Regions from separate parts of the Homo sapiens genome. Here region 2 is linked to region 1. The links are chromatin loops, found by intact Hi-C in ENCODE. Cell type or tissue: heart right ventricle. All regions are shown on one strand. Each heading gives the region's core, and the rest is flanking DNA. Links, peaks and the distances in the headings are about the cores only. Region 1 holds the start of LOC107986166 (a long non-coding RNA gene). Region 2 has its middle 9.4 kb from the start of LPP-AS2.

Evidence for each region. Hi-C counts contacts between places; a loop is a spot of excess contacts. Peaks named below come from ENCODE experiments on the same cell type or tissue, not always from the same donor. Only the 100,000 strongest peaks of a DNase experiment are listed, where the experiment ranks them.
Region 2: it touches region 1 in a loop (2.1-fold over the local background); 26 of 110 quality-filtered maps call a loop at or near these places.

What each region holds. Positions count from the first base shown.
Region 1 is chr3:188,036,807-188,047,463 of GRCh38, forward strand. It overlaps LOC107986166 (a long non-coding RNA gene), which reads right to left and starts at 5,791. Exons shown (of 5, transcript XR_001741061.2): 1 at 5,717-5,791; 2 at 5,312-5,398. In heart right ventricle, for the core only: no CTCF peak of the experiment used is centred there; a DNase peak (open chromatin) is centred at 5,871.
Region 2 is chr3:188,139,642-188,149,833 of GRCh38, forward strand. No RefSeq gene overlaps it. Among named protein-coding and RNA genes, the nearest start is that of LPP-AS2, 9.4 kb to the right of the region's middle. In heart right ventricle, for the core only: no CTCF peak of the experiment used is centred there; no DNase peak of the experiment used is centred there.

The DNA of each region.
Region 1 (10,657 bases), core at 3,404-7,403:
GGTAAATTCTGCTCAGTGCCCCTGTTAGCTCACTACTGGAAAAGCAGAAAGCTTGGCTTCAGCCACCTCTACAGCCCAGAGGACTCCTCCCCTGCACCAGCCGGTAAGACAACTAATGTAATGTTGAGGAACACTCAGAACTGTTTCTAAGCCTGTTTAAGGACACACTGATGTCTCCAGGCAAATTAGCCTATTATCAAGCATAGCAAGTTGAATAATGGCCACCCAAATATATCAAGTTCTAATCCCTGGAATTTGTCAATATTACCTTTTTGGAATGAAAGGGTCACTGCTGATGTAATTAAATTAATTATTTTGAGATGTGCTTTCTGTGGGTTAAATGTGAGGATCCTCAATGCCATTCCAAGTGTTCTTATCAGATAAAGGCAAAGCAAGATAATGAGAGCACACATAGGAGGAAAGCGAAGGGAAGACTGTTGGCAAGTCAGATTGCTGACAACCCCCACAAGCAGGAAGAGGCAGAGAATAAATTTTCCTCTGGAGCCTCCAGAGGGAGCATGGTCCTGCCGACACCTTGATTTAGGACCTGTAGCCTCCAGAACTTTGAGAGAATAGTCTCTTCCTTTTAAACCACCCTAGGAAACTCATACGCATGGCAACAGTATTTTCTTTACTCTCATGAGCCTAAAAATGCACATTTGATGTTGAACCTGCGGAAAGTGAAAGTTTGGGATAGAAAGACAGGAAGTGGAGCCCATGGGACTATCATCTCAATTCATCCACCTCCTGCGGGAGATTTTTCTATGTCCTTTCTAGTGATTCCTGCACACCCTCACACCCACCCCACCCCACCCCTAAATACTGCCTTTACAGGAGCAGATATAGTTCCTTGGTTGTATAACTCTTGATGGAAACTTAAATTCAAGTGTAAGGAAAACAGCAAATTTGGAGCCAGAACGCAGACTGAGCCCTGATCTACCACCTCCTGTGCAGCTTTGGCCTCAGGCAGTTTATTTTACCCCTAGTCTACTCAACTGAAAAATACCAGCAATAATTCTAACCCCCCAGAGGATGACTTTTTGTGAAAACCAATCAAATAAGTTAATGCCCATGCCTTCACCTGGATTATCTGGGGAAAATTTGAAGCAAAGCTGACATGCTGCTGCTTTCTGAGACAGCATAATTCCAGGCAGCAAGAATAAGGGTGAAGGGAGGGAGGCAGAAAGGAGGGGGGAAAAATGCAAGAAGGTGAGGACCACACTGGCCACAGCACCACCAGGGAATGTGGCCAATGACTCATTCTTGTGAGATATTGTCCTTGAGGGAACCACTGCAATACAGAATATTGCTGGAGCAGGGAGGAGCTGGAAGAAAGGTGAGGGTGTGATAGTCACCTCCCTTCTGCCTCCCTTCTCACATGGGGCAAACTTCATCTCATGGAGAGTTAACTCTCCTGGATCTCCGTGGTATCACCCTACTCCTCTGAGCAGCCCTGGGGAAGCAAGATGTGAGTCATCATCTGGTGGAAGGAGGAAAGCAACATGGTCCCATCTGGTTGGTTCTAGCACTGGAGCTGTGATAGCACGGCTCCCATCCAGCAGGTGTGGCAGAGGCCATGCCACAGCCCAGCCCTTTCCTGAGTGGGGTGGGGATGACTGAGGAAGCTGGCAGTAGTAGGAGATGCCAGAAAGGTATCAGCCTCCGAGACATTCCCCTAAGTGAGCCGCAGGCGTGGAGGCAGTGGGGACGCAGAAATGGACTGGCACATAAATGGGGTCCAAAGCTTTGTGTGAAACAGATTGGGAAATGTCAACTGTTTTACATATATTACTTCACTTGGCTATTTTTGTTATCTTCCTGTAGTTTTAACTTTTATTATCTCAAGTAATTTTAAGGGAATAACCCACCATTCTTTCAGGTGCACCAACACTTATTTGGATATGGTTTGTCTCATCTTCACGTACAAGAAACAAACTTAGTAAAAAACTGGTGAGAACTTGGTTCTCACTTAAACAATATGGCAACTGATTGTGGAGGACACAGTCAACTAGGGACAACACAAGTTGCCCTAGGGTTCCCTGGGAAACAGACTCTGAGATGAAGCTTCGTGAGCAGGGAGTTTATTGGGAATGCAAAGGAGTGAGGGAAGCAGGATTGGGTGGCAGGAGAGGTTGAATGCACTGTGGTTGGTCAGGAGCTGGTGTGGCTTTTCAGAATTGTCTGGGATTGAAGCCACGGGGTCAGGTCTCTGCATCCCTACATCAACTAGTCATTGGATGGGATCTGTGCCTAGGATGGAGGTTTCACCTTGGGTAAGGCAGCTCCCTTCAGGCTACGGCAATTCCTAGGAAGAGATTCAGCTGTGATCCCAGCAGTACTGAGTAGCAGAAATGAGTCCCTCAGTTCCAAAGGGCATTCAGGGGGGCCGCATCACAGCATTCATGACAACTGTGTTTCTGCAGAAAGAGGGAGTGGGTTCTATTGGCTGTTGCCCTCATCTTACATGTCTTTTGTGGACTGATCATTCTGCAAGGAAAAGCATGTTCACCTTCTTCATAGTTCCATAAGTAAAGTGACTTTTAATCCCCTTTCTATTTCCCATGCCAACATATGGATTGGACACTTCTGGGTTTTTTCAGCATCCTTTGGTTTATCCCACCTCTCACGAAGGAGGAGCAGGAGCCAATCTAATCAGTGGAGGCTGACAGCCTCGGGACACATGTTTGCTCCCTGGGCCACTGAGGCTGCTTGTGGCCCCACGCATGGATGACTGGATCCTTGGCCCCTCCTCTCCCAGCCTCCTGCAACCTTTGCACAAGTGAACCCAGGGTCTGTCTTCCAGAGGCAAGTCTGGCTTACCAATCTATCTTGTCCAGCTTTTCTCTTTCTGGCTGGCAAGTAAGTCAGATGGCCTGCATACTGCAGGCCCAAATGCCTGCAGTTCATGGGTGAAATGGGAGGCCTCGTATGACCTCATCTCCAAGGTGCTTTCTACAAACGTTTACCAAATGCATATCAAGGATAACCAAGCTGCTAAAAAAAATTTATTTCACATCATAGTACACAAGCATCATTTATAGTTTGGCTTTGAGAACTTTTCTGGTATTACATTTATGGAAAATGTATAAAAGAAATAAGTTTTGGTTATATTTTTATATTTAGAAAGTAAAAATTTGCTTAAATTGATCACTGTTCTTTTTTTATTTGATTGTCATTTCAATAAAAAATATTTGAAAGAAAAAACTTTATTTTAATTCTCATTTGATTAGTGAACTAGGTGTCTATGTTCATTTTTCTCATTTTTATTCACTTAGCAAATATTTATGGAGTAAGTATTATGTGCCAGGCCCTGTGCTAAGTGCCGGGAAAGTGGAGGTAAACAAGATAGGTAAGATCCCTGCTTTTAAGGAATTTATATTTTACTAGGGTTACAGAGACAATAAATAAATCAACAAATAAGCACACCATGCCAGATCTTGAAAAGTGCTTAAAGGGACTGAAACAAAGAGTGATTGTGCAGGGTGGAATGAAGTGAGGTGTGAGGCAGCTGGTAAAGACTGGGTGGTTCGTTGAGCAGGGGACATCTGAGCTAAGTCTTGAATGTCTAGAAAGAACCAGACATGGGAAGATGTACAGAAAGTATTTCCCATGGAGGTACCAGCTGGTGCAAAGGCCCTGGAGTAGGAACGAGCTTGCAGGCTTGAAGAACAAATAAGTCCATGTATTTGGAGGATCATGGGCAAGAGGGAAGAGGCAGGATGTAAGGTCAGAAAGAAAGCCAAGGACCAGATTATGAGGGATTTATACAGGCTCAATCACAGTATTTCTTAAAATGTGCAATGTACCCACCAGTGGTATCTTGTTTGTTTGAGGTGGTATATCTGCAAATATTTATATTAAAATAATTACATATCCATTTTAGAACATATTGGGAAAAGTATAATTATCATATCAAAACTATGATTTCCCAGATATTACCCTTCAGGTGAAACTAAATTAAAAAGTGAATCAGTGTAAAGAGAATATTAAGTCAATTATAGTACAGGTGTTATGCAGATATAGCAAAGATCTCAAAAGTAATGTTTGCAGAACTGAAGTTCAAGAAAATACTGCTTACCAATTAGACACAAGAGGGGAGAAATACACACCTGCCCTCCCCTCCACACCCCCAACGCACCCATCCACCCTGGTCCACCCAGCATCTAGCAGGTCGTCCATGCTGGCTGCTCAGAAGTGGGAGGTGGAAGAGGTGCCTAGTGTGGCAAAGATGGCCTGCTTTCCTTCAAATGTCCCCCACTCTCACTGTGTAGAGTTGTCTCCAATGGGGGAGCAGGCTAGCCAGGGACTGTATTTCCCAATCCATGTTTCTGGAAGGAGATACCATAGGACTGGTCTCACCAGTGGAATCAGAGTGGAAGATCAAATGTCACTTTTTGTGCCTCCTCCACTCTCTGTCCCTCCATCTGCCAGCAGGATCATTGAGAGGGCTACAGGGCAGTGCCTAGGGGATAGCAGAGATTTAAGATAACAGGTCCCTGAGGCCTGGAATCACTACATGGAAGAAAACCACCCACTGACCAGGAACTGTCACATAAGAGAGAAACCGCTTTTGTGTTAAGCCACTGGCATTTGTGGTTTTCTTGCTACAGAAGTTAGTTAAACCATACCTAGAATCATTGCCCTTTGGGAGATACCACATCCTAAGAATATGGCAACTATACCACATATGAATTGGTTGAGTTTAATTGGCAGAAAAGTAGTTGAATGGGAGTTAGATACATGATCTGTTTTTATATACTCAAAAGACTGTCTTGCAAGACAGGGATTTGGTACGTTCTGAGAGGAGCAATCATTGGAAGTTACAAAAAGGCAACTTTCATCATTGTGTGGAAGACAAGTTTAAAATAGGACAAGACAGCTGCCCTGCACAGTCATACAGGAGGTGTATAAACTGTTCAAATGAAGGGCGCAGGAATACAGGAGAGGAAAGCCAGGGTTTTCGGGGGTTGGGGGGGGCAGTTTGGTGGTGAAGATATTCTGCATTGGCTGAAAGGGTGGCTCCAGGGCCTCTGAGAACTCCCCATTTCTCCTTCCCCAATTCTGAGTCTCTCTCGTCTCTTGACACTTGAGAAGGTTGGGGCAGGAAGGTGAGAGAGAGCTTGATGAGAAAGCTCACCTTAACAGCTTTCTATTTTTGAGATCTACCCCTAAGGCACCTGACCCTATAGGCTGGTGTGCCCCAAGAGCACAGGCAAAGAAAGCTCAAGCACCCTGAGGAATCTGACTCACACTGGGACTTAGGTCCCAGGTCCTGAAGCCATTTCCTTGCGAAAGAGCATGACCAGAGCACACCTGAGCTCAGCAGACATGGTATCCAAATCCGCAATGCGTAGCATTCAGTTCCTTTGCTCTCCAATACACAGTCCAGGCAGAGCACCTGCAGAGAAAGACGTAATTTTTCTGAGAGAGAGGATGGTGGCCCAGCCCAGGAATGTGCAGCTCGGAAAGACAATCCCCTCTGCTGTGGATGGCCTGACTGCTCAGAGACAAGCAGGACAGGCTAGTAGTGAGTGCCAGGGCCTCCAGAAGGGATCTAGGTCAGAGCTCAGAGCTCAGATCCAGACAGAAATGAGTGAAGTGGGCCTAATGTAAGGCAAGAAGAAATGGTAGGGACTATGGCAAAATTAAGAAAGAAAATCAGAAGCAAGAGGAATTAAAAATGGAAAAGTTCCTCTTTGACAAGCCTTTCACTTACAAATAAGAAGACAGAAGCTCAAAGAAGGCAGGGTCTTCCTTCAAGTCACTGTTTCGGGGCAGTGTTAAGAACGAGAACTCAAGGCTTCTCTATCCAGTCACTGTTCTGCTGACGAGCAGGGGTGGGATCAAGGGAAGGTCACCAGCACATGGAGAGCAGCCACAGTGGAAGAGACAGCCCTGGCTGGGAACTTGGAAAACAGATCCCATCCTGACTCTGCCTTCAACTCCTGAGCTTGGGCAGTACCTTGTATTTCTCTGGGCTACAAAGACGGTTGAGCAGGTGGTCCCAAACATCCCTTCCAACTCCGACATTCGCAGGACATTTGCAAGGAGAAATAGAAATTATTATTTAGACATTTCTTTGCTCACCCCCAGCTCTGATCAGACTCTTAGTCCCTTGGAGTTTAACCCCTACATATCTCTTGAGCTCAGCCCCCTTTTCCCATCCTCTGACACAGCTTTGGCATAACCCTCATCATCTCCCTCCCAAATGGCTGAAAGGGCCTCCTGGCCAGCCTCCTTCCTTCATTCTCGACCCATCTTATCCATTCACAGCTGCCAAAGTGCTACATCAACAAGAAAGTTGATTATATCATGCTTTTGCTGACCACCCTCTGTGGCTCCCCAGTGCCTTCTGGAATAAAACTCAAATTTAACACCGTATCTTGGGCCCTCAAAAAATGAACCCAGCTTCATTTTCAGCTCTTACTCAGCTCACTTTTTCCAAATATTTTATGTCCCGCTATATCAAACTCCTTGCCACTTCATGAACACACTCTAAAGTTTCATCCTTCAAAACTTTTGACACATGTTGATCCTTGTGTTTTGAATGCCCTTCCACATCCTCTGTACTTGGTAGCAGTGGGAGGAGTAATCTATCCTAGTTTAGGCAATAAGAAGATGCATTATTTCTAGGAATTTAAAAATCAATAAGACAGCCTAAAATTTAGACATCTTTTTATTGTCATCTTGCACTGGCAATTGTAAACGTCAACAGTGATTAAAAAAATGCTTCTCCCTACTGGAGTAGACTACTGTAACCATCATCCTCCCTGGAGCACCACTAGAACATGGAAGTCCCCTATTATTCTTGAAAACTCAGCATATTACTTCATCTGTAAAGACCTCTCTTGACCCTTTAATCTATTCCTTCATTCTCCACTGAACTGCTAATTTTCCTGATTTATACTTTTATTTCACTACCTTTGTAAATGCTACATTTTACTTTGGTTTATGAGTCCGTCTCTCTCAAAGGGCAGTGAATTCCTTGAAGACAGTGGCTATACCTGTGTCTTCCTAAAGCTTGGCACAGCACCTGGGATGTAACAGGGGCACAGAAGATGGGTAATAAATGAATGAATGAGCATACTTTGAGCTCTTCTGAACACTGATTTAGGCATGATGGATTTCCAAGTCACAATGCAATTAAAAGCTCCAATTTATGCTTCAAAAGTTTTTGCAGATCAAGTCATAATGATCTGGCTGGAGGTCCTCTCCTTGCTGGGACACCACAGGAAGGTGTTCAGGTGGTACTGAAATGACTCACTACCCCAGTGGCTTAACAGGATTACCTAGGGGCTTACGTTGCTCAGTGAAGCATAGTGGGAGCCCCAGCAGTGCCAGCCAAGCCAAGAGCCGAAGCTGCTATCTGTGTGACTGGGGACTGGAAACTAAAAATTACTATAGTCCACTAGCTGAGAAGAGAAAGTTGCAGAAGAAACAGAGTGCCTCCCCTGCCCCTCCCCAATTGGTTTGCATCCTTCCTTTTACTCCCAATATCTCAGAATGCCTACCTAGAAGGAACTTGGGTTAAAATCTGGGTGACATCCTCAACTTGCAGGTTAGAAAGCTGAGGTCCAGAGAAAGGCATAAACTCTCAAGGCCGCATAGCTGGTAAGTGACAGAATTGAGAACTGAGTCTGCATATGTTCATTCCCTGTCCAGTGAGGGAGCATCAGGACCTGGAACCATGCAAGGAGGTGAAAGCTGAAGGTGGGGGGGTGAAGTCACACTGGTTTGTTGGTTTGTTGAGTTTTTTTTTACTTTGAATTGAAGTGAAATTCACATAATATAAAATTAACATTTTAAGTGTAGAATTTAGTAACATTTAGTACATCCACAATATTGTGCAACCACCACCTCTATCTGGTTACAAGACATTTTTTATCACCCCAAAAGGAAACCTTACACCATTAAGCACTCACTCTATTTCCCCCTCTTCCAAGACTGGCAATCACTAGTCTGCTTTCTGTCTCTATGGATTTGCCTATTCTAAACATTTCGTACAAATGAAACCATAGAATCTGTGGCTGTTTGCGTCTGGCTTCTCTCACCTAGCATGTTTTCAAGGTCAATCATGTTGTAACATGTATCAGTATTTCTTTCATTCCTTTTCGTGGCTGACTAATATTCCTTTGTGTGGGTATAACATATTTTGTCTATCACATCTGGTTTTAACTAAGTGTTGGGTGCTGGGGTAACAAGAAGCCTCTTAATTTATTCATGCTTTCTTCACTCTACACTCTTGAAAACAGGCACAGAGTGAGGACTTGGTAATGTCTACTGGGTGGGCGTTTATTGAATGCTTGCCACTGTTAGAGCTTAGTGAGGCTCCTAGAACTGACCTGGCAAGATGATGTGGAGAAGGATCATGCACTGAACCCAGTAGAGATCTGGGCTCTGGTTCCGGCTCTTCAATAATCAGCTGAGTGGCCCCAATCAGGTTCTTCCCCTTCTCTGGGCCACAGTCTCCTCAACTCTAAGCCAGGATAATAATGCCAGTTGCTTTCGTCTGTTCAGGTTCCTATAATACACTATCACAGACTGGGTGGCTTATTGACAACATACATTCATTTCTCACAGATATGGAGGCTGGAAGTCCAGGACCAGGTGCCAGCATGGGCAGCTTCTGGTGAGGGTGATCTTCCAAGTTGTAGACTACCAACTGCTCCTTGTGTCCTCATGTGGTGGGAAGGGGTGAGAGAGCTCTCTGGGGCCTCTTTTGTAAGGCCAATAATTCCACTCATGAGGACCTGGTTCTCATGACCAAATCACCTCACTAAGGCCCCATCTCCTAACACCATCCCGCTGGGGCTTAGGTTTCAACACATGACTTTGGGGAGGACACAAACATTCAGATAATAGCACCTGTCTAACTAATCACCTGCCAGGGCTACTGGGAGTCCTGAATGGAATAATATCTGTAAAAGTTCCCTGTAAACAACTCCTCTTATGTAAAGCTTATCTCATTTAAAACAAAACCAAAAACTCCTCACTAACCATCTACCTGTAAAGATATGGTTATTGACAGCAAATGGTGAGATAGAGGAAGATTCTCTACCAGGATTTCCTTCAGGGGGCCATATCTATTTGCTTGGGATAAAATACCTGGATGGGCACAGAAGGGACCTGAGTATGGGGAACTTTACTAAAGAAGACCAGGGATCAGGTGCCTGTTGCTCAGAAGAATGAGGTTGAGGACCAGAGAAGGCAGGAGGTGAAAAGACAGCAAGGGCTGCCGAGTCTATGAAGACTCCCCTCATGACCCTCGATCTTCAGTAAAGTTACCAAACTCACAAACGTCTGAATGCAAGTGGGTTTTTGTGAAGACCAAGTGAAGGAAATGGGCTTTGTTCCTGGAATGGGTGGTGCAGGACAGAACCAGACAGCACTCTTAGATAAGAGGGCATGAAAGCTGAATGAGGCATGATGATATATGGTGTGGGTACGGAGAGCAACTGCTCTGTGGATTCAAGGCTCTCATAAGGCTTGGCATTGGGGTTCGGGTCAAGTTTAATAGGATCTCCAAGGGCCTCCGCTGACATCTGGGCTGCACACAATTAGACATCCGCCACAAGGGCTGTGCCCATGGGCAAAACCACTGATGAGACCCATGGTGTCCCCACGCTGATATTACAGTGACTTATACCTTTCGACCCTATGCAGCCCTCAACCCTACAGCCACAGTACGAGAACTTGGATCTTGGCACTCGTTTGCTTTTGCTCCCAAACAATTGTTGGTTCAGAGGCCTTTATATGGCAACCACAAATGAATCAACTCTGCAAACAAGGCAGACCCTTGGAATGGCCCCTAAGTACTTTCTGCTGTCACCAGCAAAGAACTTGTGCAGTAACAGCCTCCCTCAGGACCTAGTAAACCTCTGTTCTTCTGCTCAGTTGCCAGGTGACATGCTAGTTACTGGCTTAGAGCAACATGCCAGTAAGATCAGTATGAGGCTTAGAGCTATGTCCAGTAAGATTAGTATGAGGCTTAGAGCTGTGCCCAACACAGTTAGCTTTGTACCAGAGGGAATGTTGTTCCTCATACCCCTTTACAAATCAGTTCCCTCCTGGATTTTGATCCTAAGAAAATCAACAAAAGCACAAAGCTGAATATCCTAAGATAATCTTTACAAAATTATCCATAATGCTAAGCAGCTGGAGACATAAAATTCCAACAATAGGTAAAAGGCAAGAAACTTGGTGTGAATCACCACAATGGCATTTCTGCAGCCATAAAAGAAAGATTGGAGCAATACGGCAAATTCATGTAATATTAAGCGAAAACACAGAACCCTAAATAGTATTTGTGACATGACTGCAACTATGTAAAAATGTGCATTGTATATGGACAAGAAGACAGATGGGACTATGGAAAATAAAAAAATATTGCAAAAGGTAGAATACCTACAGGCAGCTTTTTCTTTAATATTATCTTTTATATCATCCTCTTTGTATTTCACTAGGTTCAAACCTGCATTCTTATCCAGCTGTTTATCTGCATCTGTTTTCCCCACCCAATTAGATTTCATATATCTGTCACTATAAAGATATTTATAATTCTGTTTGTGCTGACTTGTTTCTACCTCCCTTACCTTGTAGAACCTTCTATAAGTGAAACCCACATGATATCGGGCAGGAGGTGGCTAAACAATAATGT
Region 2 (10,192 bases), core at 3,069-7,068, 100 kb after region 1:
GTCCATAACCAGTAGTTGCTTTAAGAGTGTCACCACTGGACTAAATAGTTTCATTTCTGGTATAGAGATTCTGAACCTGTTCTTTCATGTCAAAGTAGACTCTAGAAACTACTCAATATCTTTTTAGTAAATTATTTCCCACTTACGTTGTCAGAGTCCAATTCACTACTTAAAACTGAGAATCCTGCCTGACACAGTCAATGCATTTTAAATAGACCCCACCGTGGTCTTATTTTCTGCTTACTTTTCTTCAAGTGAGCTATAATCTGCTACTTTGATACAGTAGACCCTTGATTCCACTCTATCTACTTAGACCCTTGCCAAATCCATCCCCAGAGGAGAGCTGGATGTCATACTCTGTTTTTGGCTCAATTCTTGGTGTCCTCAGGCTTTTTTCCTGTGCGTGTCTGTTGGTTGGGGCCGAGATTTTCTAGCTCTGAAAAAGTAGAAATAAATGTCTAATGGTGAACGGGATAGCTAACCAGTACTCTGCTGGATACAGAGCTTGCCCAAAGGCCCAGAGTTTCTTCACTTACAAAATTAGAAGCCACATACATGTGCATACATGAAGGTTGACCCCAAGGTGATAAGGCAGGCTAGGAGAGACCAGAGGCAAGAACTGAGCTCACACAAGGCCAGTCCCACTGTTTAGAACAACCATCCTGAGCACAGCTCTGGGCAGCCCATTGCTTGCTCAAGAATCCTCCGAGGACTTAAGTCCATATCCAGGATAGATTGCCTGCTGCTCTGCCATACCCCAGTGCTTTCTCTGTTCCTTTCTTTGAATAATCTCCTCCCTTCTTTGATCCAAATTTTGCCAGTTCTGTTGCCTCCTTCCTCATAAGCTCATCTTTTCTTATTCTCCCCATGCTATGCTCAAACCATAATGAACTATTTTTAATTCTCTTAGTTTACAACAATCTTGAAATATAATTCTGTCTTTGCATGTGCTGTATACTTTGGCTAGAGCACTCCTCATTACCCTACATTTCTTCACCTAGCTAACACTTAATCTTCTTTCAGGTCTCATTTTACCTGTTGTTTCTTTCTGCAAATCTTCTCTGCCCTCCTGCTCCTCAAGACCTATGTGCACTTCCAATGGGCTCCCATAACACTCCGACTCATCCTTACCTTAACATAGATCACTCTACAGTAACTGAATATATACATACTTGTTTATATTTGTTTTTACTTGTTTATAACCTGAACTAGTGTGTTACACCTTCTTGGCCATAACGTATTATATGTTGTTCGTGGTATTCAGTTATCTACCTGTTTTATAGTAGGTACTTAAAAATAATTGTGAAAGAATAAAAGAACAAAAAGAATTCTACTCCTCTCTGCACACCCATCACATTTTAAAATACAGTAAGTATACACTTTATGTAAAGTATGTATATACAGCTTATTAGCCTTTTTTTTTCGTAGAGTAGGATCCATGACTGCTTCAAGTCAAGTAAGTATCATGTTCAGGAGCTTCTGCATTAATAGGTACTCAAGAAAGTTTATTTGAAGAAGTTCTATGCTGTAGGGTGACCAAAATGTCAATCACCCAAATTGGGCGACTTTTGAGAGTAAAAGGCAATGCTATTAATGCTATTAGCCTAAGAAGGCCATGTGCAGTGGCTCACACCTGTAATCCCAGCACTTTGGGAGGCTGAGGTGGGTGGATCACCGGAGGTTGGGAGTTCAAGACCAGCCTGACCAACATGGAGAAACCCCATCTGTACTAAAAATACAAAATTAGCCGGGCGTGGTGGCGCATGCCTGTAATCCCAGCTACTCAGGAGGCTGAGGCAGGAGAATCGCTTGAACCTAGGAGGCAGAGGTTGTGATGAGCCGAGATTGTGTCACTGCATTCCAGCCTGGGCAACAAGAGCAAAACTCCATCTCAAAATAAATAAATAAATAAATAAATAAATAAATAAATAAATAAATAAAATTAGCCCGAGAAGATAGTCATGATTTAGGATTGTCCAGGGCAACATGGATATACAGTACCCTATTTAGATAGCAACACACCATTGCCAGATCATTAATAGTTGCTTTTTTGATTGTAAGACGGAAGGTGCTGGGCCAGGGGGAGTTTCTTGCATTACATTCACTAAAAGGTCAAACCGAGCATGAAAGATGATCATCTCATAGTCAAATATGAAGCAGTGAGTTAGTGACAGGCATAGATAAACTGCCCAGGATTCTTAATTCTCTTATTCTTCATCCCAATGAATGCTATTTGTCTTTTGATTAAGTGGGATGCATGCAATGGGAGACACTGAAATTTAGATTTTTTTTGAACTGTAATAATTAGTCATTATAACATAGAAACAAAATCAAATCTGTTTCCTCTTCTTACATCTGCCACAGCAATCAGACATAATCCTTTAATGTAATCAGAGGTAGGAATAAAATGTCAATGCCTTGTGCTTTAAAGAATTTAATTGGAGATTCAGCCATCGTCCCAAAGCAGCAACCACTTTTCTTCCTTAAAGAAAAGCTCTCAGAGCATTTAGACATTAGTTCAGTAATCCTCAATTTCAGAGCTTGGTGCTGGAAAGTTATCTATATTCTACTTGGGGAAATTAAGGCTCAATATATATTGAATTTAGGTCAGTTTGTGGTTTAGTAGATCATTCTTAATAGGTTGACAAATTAAGGGTCAAATAGACCACAAAAGAACACTGGGGGTTCACTTTGAAAGCAGCGGGTGAAAACATTGAGTGGGGATAGGAAAAGCAGTGTCAGGAATCATGAACTTCAACCAGAAATTCCATACATTGCATGGTGTTTACAGTTTGTAATGTACTTTTACATTCATTGTTTTATCTGGTCCATGCCATAAAGATACAGAAGGTGGGACAGGAATGAGGATCTTCATCCTGTAGAAGAAAGAAAGAAAGAAAGAAAGAAAGAAAGAAAGAAAGAAAGAAAGAAAGAAAGAAAGAAAGAAAGAAAGAAAGAAAGAGAGAAAGAAAGAGAGAAAGAAAGAGAGAAAGAAAGAGAGAAAGAAAGAGAGAAAGAAAGAGAAAGAAAGAAAGAAAGAAAGAAAGAAAGAAAGAAAGAAAGAAAGAAAAAGAAAGGAAGGAAGGAAGGAAGGAAGGAAAGAGAGAGGGAAAGAAAGGAAGGAAAAGAAAGGAACGAACGAAAGAAAGAAAGAAAGAAAGAAAGAAAGAGAAATAAAAATGAATAAGGCTCAGGGAGAGGAAATTACTTATTCGGGATCATATATTTATCACAGAGCTGGGACTAGAGCCCAGGTCTCTTGCTTCCCAATCTGAGCATCCTCCCTTGGCTCAGTGATGTGGTTGAGGGCTTCATCTCAACCACATCTCCATGGGAAACCTAAAGAAATGTGACCAGTCCTACTTGGAACTTATAAATGCCACCCAAACCATTCAAGCTTCTTGTATTTCTGCTCAGGAAATCTTAAAGGGCTTCACTTCTTTCCTGCCTATTATGCCATGTGTCACAGGGAAAGAGAAAGTTTATAATAAACTCGTGTGCTGAAAGGAAACTAGATCTTTTAGCCAGAGCCTTTTCAGTGCCTCAGCTTACAAGTGGTAGCCACCTGGGTGATCTGGAGCTAGAGCGAATCGGATTGAGAGGTGAGATATTAAGGTAGTATGGTGTTCTGTGAGTTAGCCTGATAAATGAGGGAATACCAAGTGCCTTAGTGGGACTTTGTAAGGTTCAAATGGAAGGTGAAAATACTGGAAGCTTTTTGGTTTAAAAAATCATGTACACCTGGCGCGGTGGCTCACGCCTGTAATCCCAGCACTTTGGGAGGCTGAGGCAGGCAGATCACCTGAGGTCAGGAGTTCAAGACCAGCCTGGCCAACACATAGTGAAACCCCACCTCTGCTAAAAAAAAATACAAAAATTAGCTGGGCGTGGTGGTGCACATCTGTAATCCCAGCTACTTGGGAAGCTGAGGAAGGAGAATCACTTGAACCCAGGAGGTGGAGGTTGCAGTGAGCAACCGGGAGGTGGAGTTTGAGATTGCACCACTGCACTCCAGCCTGTGCGACAGAGAAAAAAAAATCATGTTAGGGCCACAGATATGAATTACTGCCCTACTATTCTCTATAGGTATCTATTTTTATTCCAGTTTGTTTATTTTAGCATTGTGCTAACGTTGTATATTCAAACTACATTTGAATTTTCCTTGTGAACATACGGTGGAGTCCACCCTACTGTAAGTGTTGATGATTGAAATAAAATCATGTGGACATTTTTGCTTAAAATTATCCTTGAAAAATACGTAGGATACAATCCCCTTTCCTCTAGCTTTGGGACTAATCACAATTTATTGGTTGAGCACCAGAAGCAGCAACTGGCTTTTAACTGGGGCCATGCTGAATAAAATATAGGTATCTTTATTTATTTTATTATTATCTTTTGAGACACAGTCTCTCTCTGTCACCCAGGCTGGAGTGCAGTGGCACGATCTCACTGTAACCTCTGCCTCCCGGGTTCAAGCGATTCTCCTATCTCAGCCTCCTGAGTAGCTGGGATTACAGGCACCTGCTACCAAGCCCAGCTAATTTTTGTATTGTTAGTAGAGACTGGGTTTCACCAGGTTGGCCTGGCTGGGCTCGAACTCTTGACCTCAAGTGATCCGCCTGCCTCAGCCTCCCAAAGTGCTGGGATTACAGGTGTGAGCCACCACCCACCGGCCAAATATGGGTATCTTTAAACAGTAAAATCAACAAGGTAAGAGCACTCCATGAAAAGCAGGTAAAGATGTGAGAACTAGTGTGGGCCAGGAGGTTCAGGTCTTGCATCTCCACTCACAAGAATCCTGGTGGAGAGGATCACCATTTAAATTTAAATTGTTGCCTCTTGGGCCGGGAGCGGTGGCTCACTCCTCTTATCCCAGCTCTTTGGGAGGCTGAGGAGGTTGAATCACTTGTGGTAAGGAGTTTGAGACTAGTGTGGCCAGCGTGGTGAAACCCTGTCTGTATTAAAAATACAAAAAAAATTTTCAAGCGTGGCACACACTTGTAATCCTAGCTACTCGGCAGGTTGATGTGGGAGGATCACTTGAACCCGGGAGGCAGAGGTTGCAGTGAGCTGAGATTGTGCCACTGCACTCCAGCCTCCATGACAGAGCAAGACTCTGTTTCATAAATAAAGAAATAAAATCGCTGCCTCTCTTCTCTCCCTACCCATACATTGAATTTGTGGGTAGAATCAGCCAGACTTGACCAGTGGTTGGAATGAGGAGTTAGGGAGAGGGAAGTCAAGAATGACCACAGGTTGTGAGCATCCTCCTCACAAGAAGGCTGGGGTACCATGAAAGGAGACAGGGAAGTGGGAAGAAGGCAGAGCCCGGGAGAATTCAATTTTGAGCGATGTTGAGTTTGATGATTCTCAAATAAAGACTGGTTAACCTGTAAAAGTCTGCTAATTTTAGTCCACAAACTCAAAAGCAAAAATGTGAAAATTTTCTATAATTGGGAGTATGCAATTAAAATTAAGTTTATTCTGAAAGTAAAAGAAACCTAGCCTCCTTCAATTTGAGGTCTATTCCATCCCTGGGAATGCACTAACACAGACTGTCTTAGCTAGTTGGGTGAATAAAGAGCCAAGGTCTAGAAATACGGGTAAAGATCTAATTAAATATTTCAAAATAATATTCCACCACAAACCTTCTGGCATAGATTGCTGAGAAGATTCAAGGTCAAACAAAAGGGATCACATCTTCCCAAATATGTGTTTGCTTTTTTGTCTTAAAAAAGCTGTATTGTCTGTCTTATTACAGACACATAGGAAAATTTAAAAGTGACACATTTATTGTAAGAAAATTAGAAAATTTAGGTAAGCAAAAAGAATAAATAATTCTACCACTTTAAAACAATCACTTTTATAACATTAAGCATACCCTTTCAAATCCTTTAAAAAATTACATCTATGCTTTTTCTCCCACTTTAAAATATCATGTAACCAAAAGAAATGAAAATATATGTCCACATAGAAATATGTACCTGAATGGTCACAGCAGCTTCATTCATTGTAGCCCCCAAACGGAAATAAGCCAAATGTTCAGCAACTGATGAATGAGTAAAGAGAATATGGTATATCCATATAATTGAATATTATTTGGCCATAAAAAGGAAAAAAGTATTAATACATTATGCTCCAACATTAATGAACCTTGAAAACATGGTAAGTGGAATAAATCAGATGCAAAAGTTCACACGTTCTATGATTCCATTTACATGAAATGTCCAGAAAAAGCAAATCTTATAGAGACACAAAGTAGATTAGTAGATATTTGGGTCTGAAGATAAGAATAGGCAATGACTATAAATGGGTGCAAGGTTTCGTTTTGGGGTGATGGAACTGCTCTAATATTAGAATGCAGTGATGGTTATGCAATTCCATAAATTTACTAAATTTACTAAAAACCACTTCTGCCTAAAGTGAATGAATTTTATGGTATGCAGATTATACCTCAATTAAACTGTGTATATATACATGTATATATAGAAGACATATATAATATATATAACATATGTATATATATAATATATGTATATATATACATATATATAATATATGTATATATATACATATATATAATATATTATATATACATATATATAATATATGTATATATATACATATATATAATATATGTATATATAAAGAGATTTATATAGATATATATCATGGACTTCTTTCTATTTATCTAAAACTGACCTAATATCTGCTGTGATGCTCAGGGAGTCAGTGAGACTGTGGATTGCAGCCATGAATGAGGCAAGGCACATCCTAAAGCCTATTCCAGGTACTGAGCTCATCAAGAACTGGCAGACCTTCTTCAGCTCCATGCAACTCAAACCTTTGGACATTATCCTTTACCTCCTGCTTCTGTTGTTGTGTGAAGACAAAAATGTTCATGACATGTTTGTGTTTCCCCAGTGGGTCCTCGGTTGTGTCTCCAGGATCATCGTTGCCTGCCCCATCACCATCAAAGGAGCCTCTCAGCTGCAGTGGTGGATCCAGCCCATCCAGTGGTCCACCTGGGAGGTCTCAGCCAAGCTATCTCAACACACTCCTCTGCTTGGAATTGGTACTATGTATTATCTTTGTTTTAGGATGTAGGGTAGGAACTGAGTCTATTAATGTTTTTCTCAACACTGTATTCCCAGGCCTAATAAGGCTAGTAGGTGCAGTAATAACCTGTTGTTAGAGCAAAAAAGATGGCATAAGTTGTCTCCCTTGTTGTTTGAGCCTCTTTGAAACTTTTCATTGGTAGTGAACACAAAAAGGATTAAAGCTCTGCCTACCAACATCTCTGCCACAAGAGACTGGCCCCCACTGTGAGAATGCTCTGCCTGATCTCTGAAGATTCACAGGCTTCCAGGCACGATCATATCTCTTCTAAGTCCTGCACTTACCTGAGGTCAAAAGCCTTTAAATTGGTACAGGTGGCCGAGTTGGGATACAACAAAATGCATTCAGACAATCCGATCCTGTGATCTGGCAAAATGCAAAACATTATAGCCACTTACTAAAAACTGGGTAACATTGTGCAGAAACTCAGGGGACAGATACAAATGATTGTTTGTCCATATTGATTTGATTCCTGTAAGCTAATGAAGAAATTACCTTGTGACATCAAAGACCTAGTACTCAATAAAAAGAGAAAACATTCATTTAGGAAGTCTGATGATACATTCTTTTCATTTTACATTCACTTTCTTCCTCCATTCTACAATGAGATGTGAAGAAGAGAGAGTAAGCAAACCTTTTATAATCTGTTTTATTTTATTTTATTTATTTTTTTGAGAGGGAGTCTCACTCTGTCCCCCAGGCTGGCATGCAGTGGCACGATCTTGGCTCACTGCAACATCCACCCACTGGGTTCAAGCGATTCTCCTGCCTTAGCCTCCCAAAGTGCTGGGATTACAGGTGTGAGCCACCATGCCCGGTCTATAAACTGTTTTATTATCTTTAGTGTTGCATTCATTACAAGCCTGCACTACTATTTACCATGTTAAGTTTTTAACCTCTTTTCAAAAGACTGATGCTCATTGGGCCGAGCTGGAGTCACTGTCACCCAAAGGCCTGGTTTGTATATGACACTGGTACTATAATCTTGGAAAAGACCTATGTTCAACTATAGAAGAGGATACATAAAATATTAAAACTGTCACTTATGCTTAGTTATTTCTGAAAAAAGATGCCCTTAGGTATCTTTTTAAATTTTGTTTATATAAAGTTGCAAAATAACCACGGCTTTAATTTCATGTCTATTCTAGTAGCAGAATGATGTTATCGGAAAATTTATACAATTTATGTATGGTAATCGTTAGAAGGCCTAGAAAGTGCACACACAGCACATTGTAACAAATGACCAATATTAGTCCTGTCTCTTCCCCTTGCCCCTCCTGATGCCTGCTCAGAGTCATGGTCTAAAGAAACATGACCAAACTTCCAGAGAGACAGCATCAATTGTGTTGCTTTTCTATCCACATTGAGTGAAGGAGTGATTCACTCATTCACTCACTTACTGGTTGACATTTGGTTATAAGTGCCAGGTACTGCCTTGGCTGCTGGGGAAGAGAAATGAACAAGACATGAAGACTACTATAAAGAATCCTATATTTGCATGGAGGAGATCAAACACACTGATGAAAAGTTGTAATGCATTGGGATAATGAGATGGGTATCTTTTTGAGAAAATAGAGAAGTTATTTTCATATTAATGGAGGGAGTTTGGAAGGAATGGGCAATGGGAGGGGGTTGGCTGGACATGTAGAATCTGCAGATTCAGAGATGGCCCTGGAAAGTCTTTTAGGTTCAAGAGGAGAAAACTAAACGTGCAAAAGCCCAGAGGCAGGAAGTAAAGGAAGTGGTGTGTGTGTGTGTGTGTGTGTGTGTGTATGTGTGTGGTGGAGGAGGGGGTGTTGGAGGTACAACTTATAGTTGGAAAAGGCCATCAGGATTTGATCATGAAATGAGGAAGGGGAAGCTGCAGGGTATGAACTTAATTTGGTTGATATTATTGAACCCTATCAGTCCATTATCACACAGCTAATAAAGACATACTCAAGACTGGGAAATTTATAAAGGAAAAAAGTTTAATTGACTCTCAGTTCAGCATAGCTGGGAGGCCTCAGGAAACTTACAATCATGGCAGAAGGGGAAGCAAACATGTCCTTCCTCATGTGGCAACAGGAGGCAGAAGAATGAGTGCCCAGTGAAGGGGAAAGACCCTTATAAAACCATCAGATCTCATGAGAACTAACTCACTATCACAAGAACAGGTGGGGGGAGATCGCCCCCATGGTTCAATTAGCTCCACCTGGTCCCTCCTGTTACATGTGTGGATTATGGGAACTGCAATTCAAGATGAGATTTGGGTGGGGACACAGCCAAACCATATCAGGAACGTTTACAAGATTTGCGGTATGACATAGCATACTATGCTTCTGGAATATGAATTTGGTCACTGGGTAGAATGTAACATCAAATTGAAAAACTGGGAGAGTGTTAGAGACCACCAAATCTAAGAACCCAATTGAATAGATAAAGAAACTCAGAATAGAGAGGAAGTGACTTGCCAAAAGGTTGCACAGTAATTTAGGGTAAGGCAAGGACCATAAACATTTCTCTCTTGTGTCCCTCTCCATGCTAGTTTGTTTGTTTGTTTGTTTGTTTGAGACAGAGTCTTGCTCTGTCAACCAGGCTAGAGTGCATTTGGTTGCAAGTGCCAGGTACTGCCTTGGCTGCTGGGGAAGAGAAATGAACAAGACATGAAGACGACTATAAAGAATCCTATATTTGCATGGAGGAGATCAAACACACTTATGAAAAATCAGTGATCTTCGCTCACCGGAACCACCACCTCCCAGGTTCAAGTGATACTTGTGCTCCAACCTTCCGAGTAGGTGGGATTATAGACGTGTACTACCATGCCCTGCTAATTTTTGTATTTTTAGTAGAGACGAGGTTTCACATGTTGGCCAGGCTGGTCTCAAACTCCCAACCACAGGTGATCCGCCTGGCTCGGCCTCCCAAAGTGTTGGGATTACGGGCGTGAGCCACCGCACCTGGCCCCCATGCTAGTCTTGATTGCTACTTCCAAATGCCTGGGCAACTCTCATTGGTCTGCTTGCATTCAGGCCCCGTCACTTGAAGTTATCTGAAAGAGAAGGCTGAGGACTCCCGAGGGAAAAGGGAA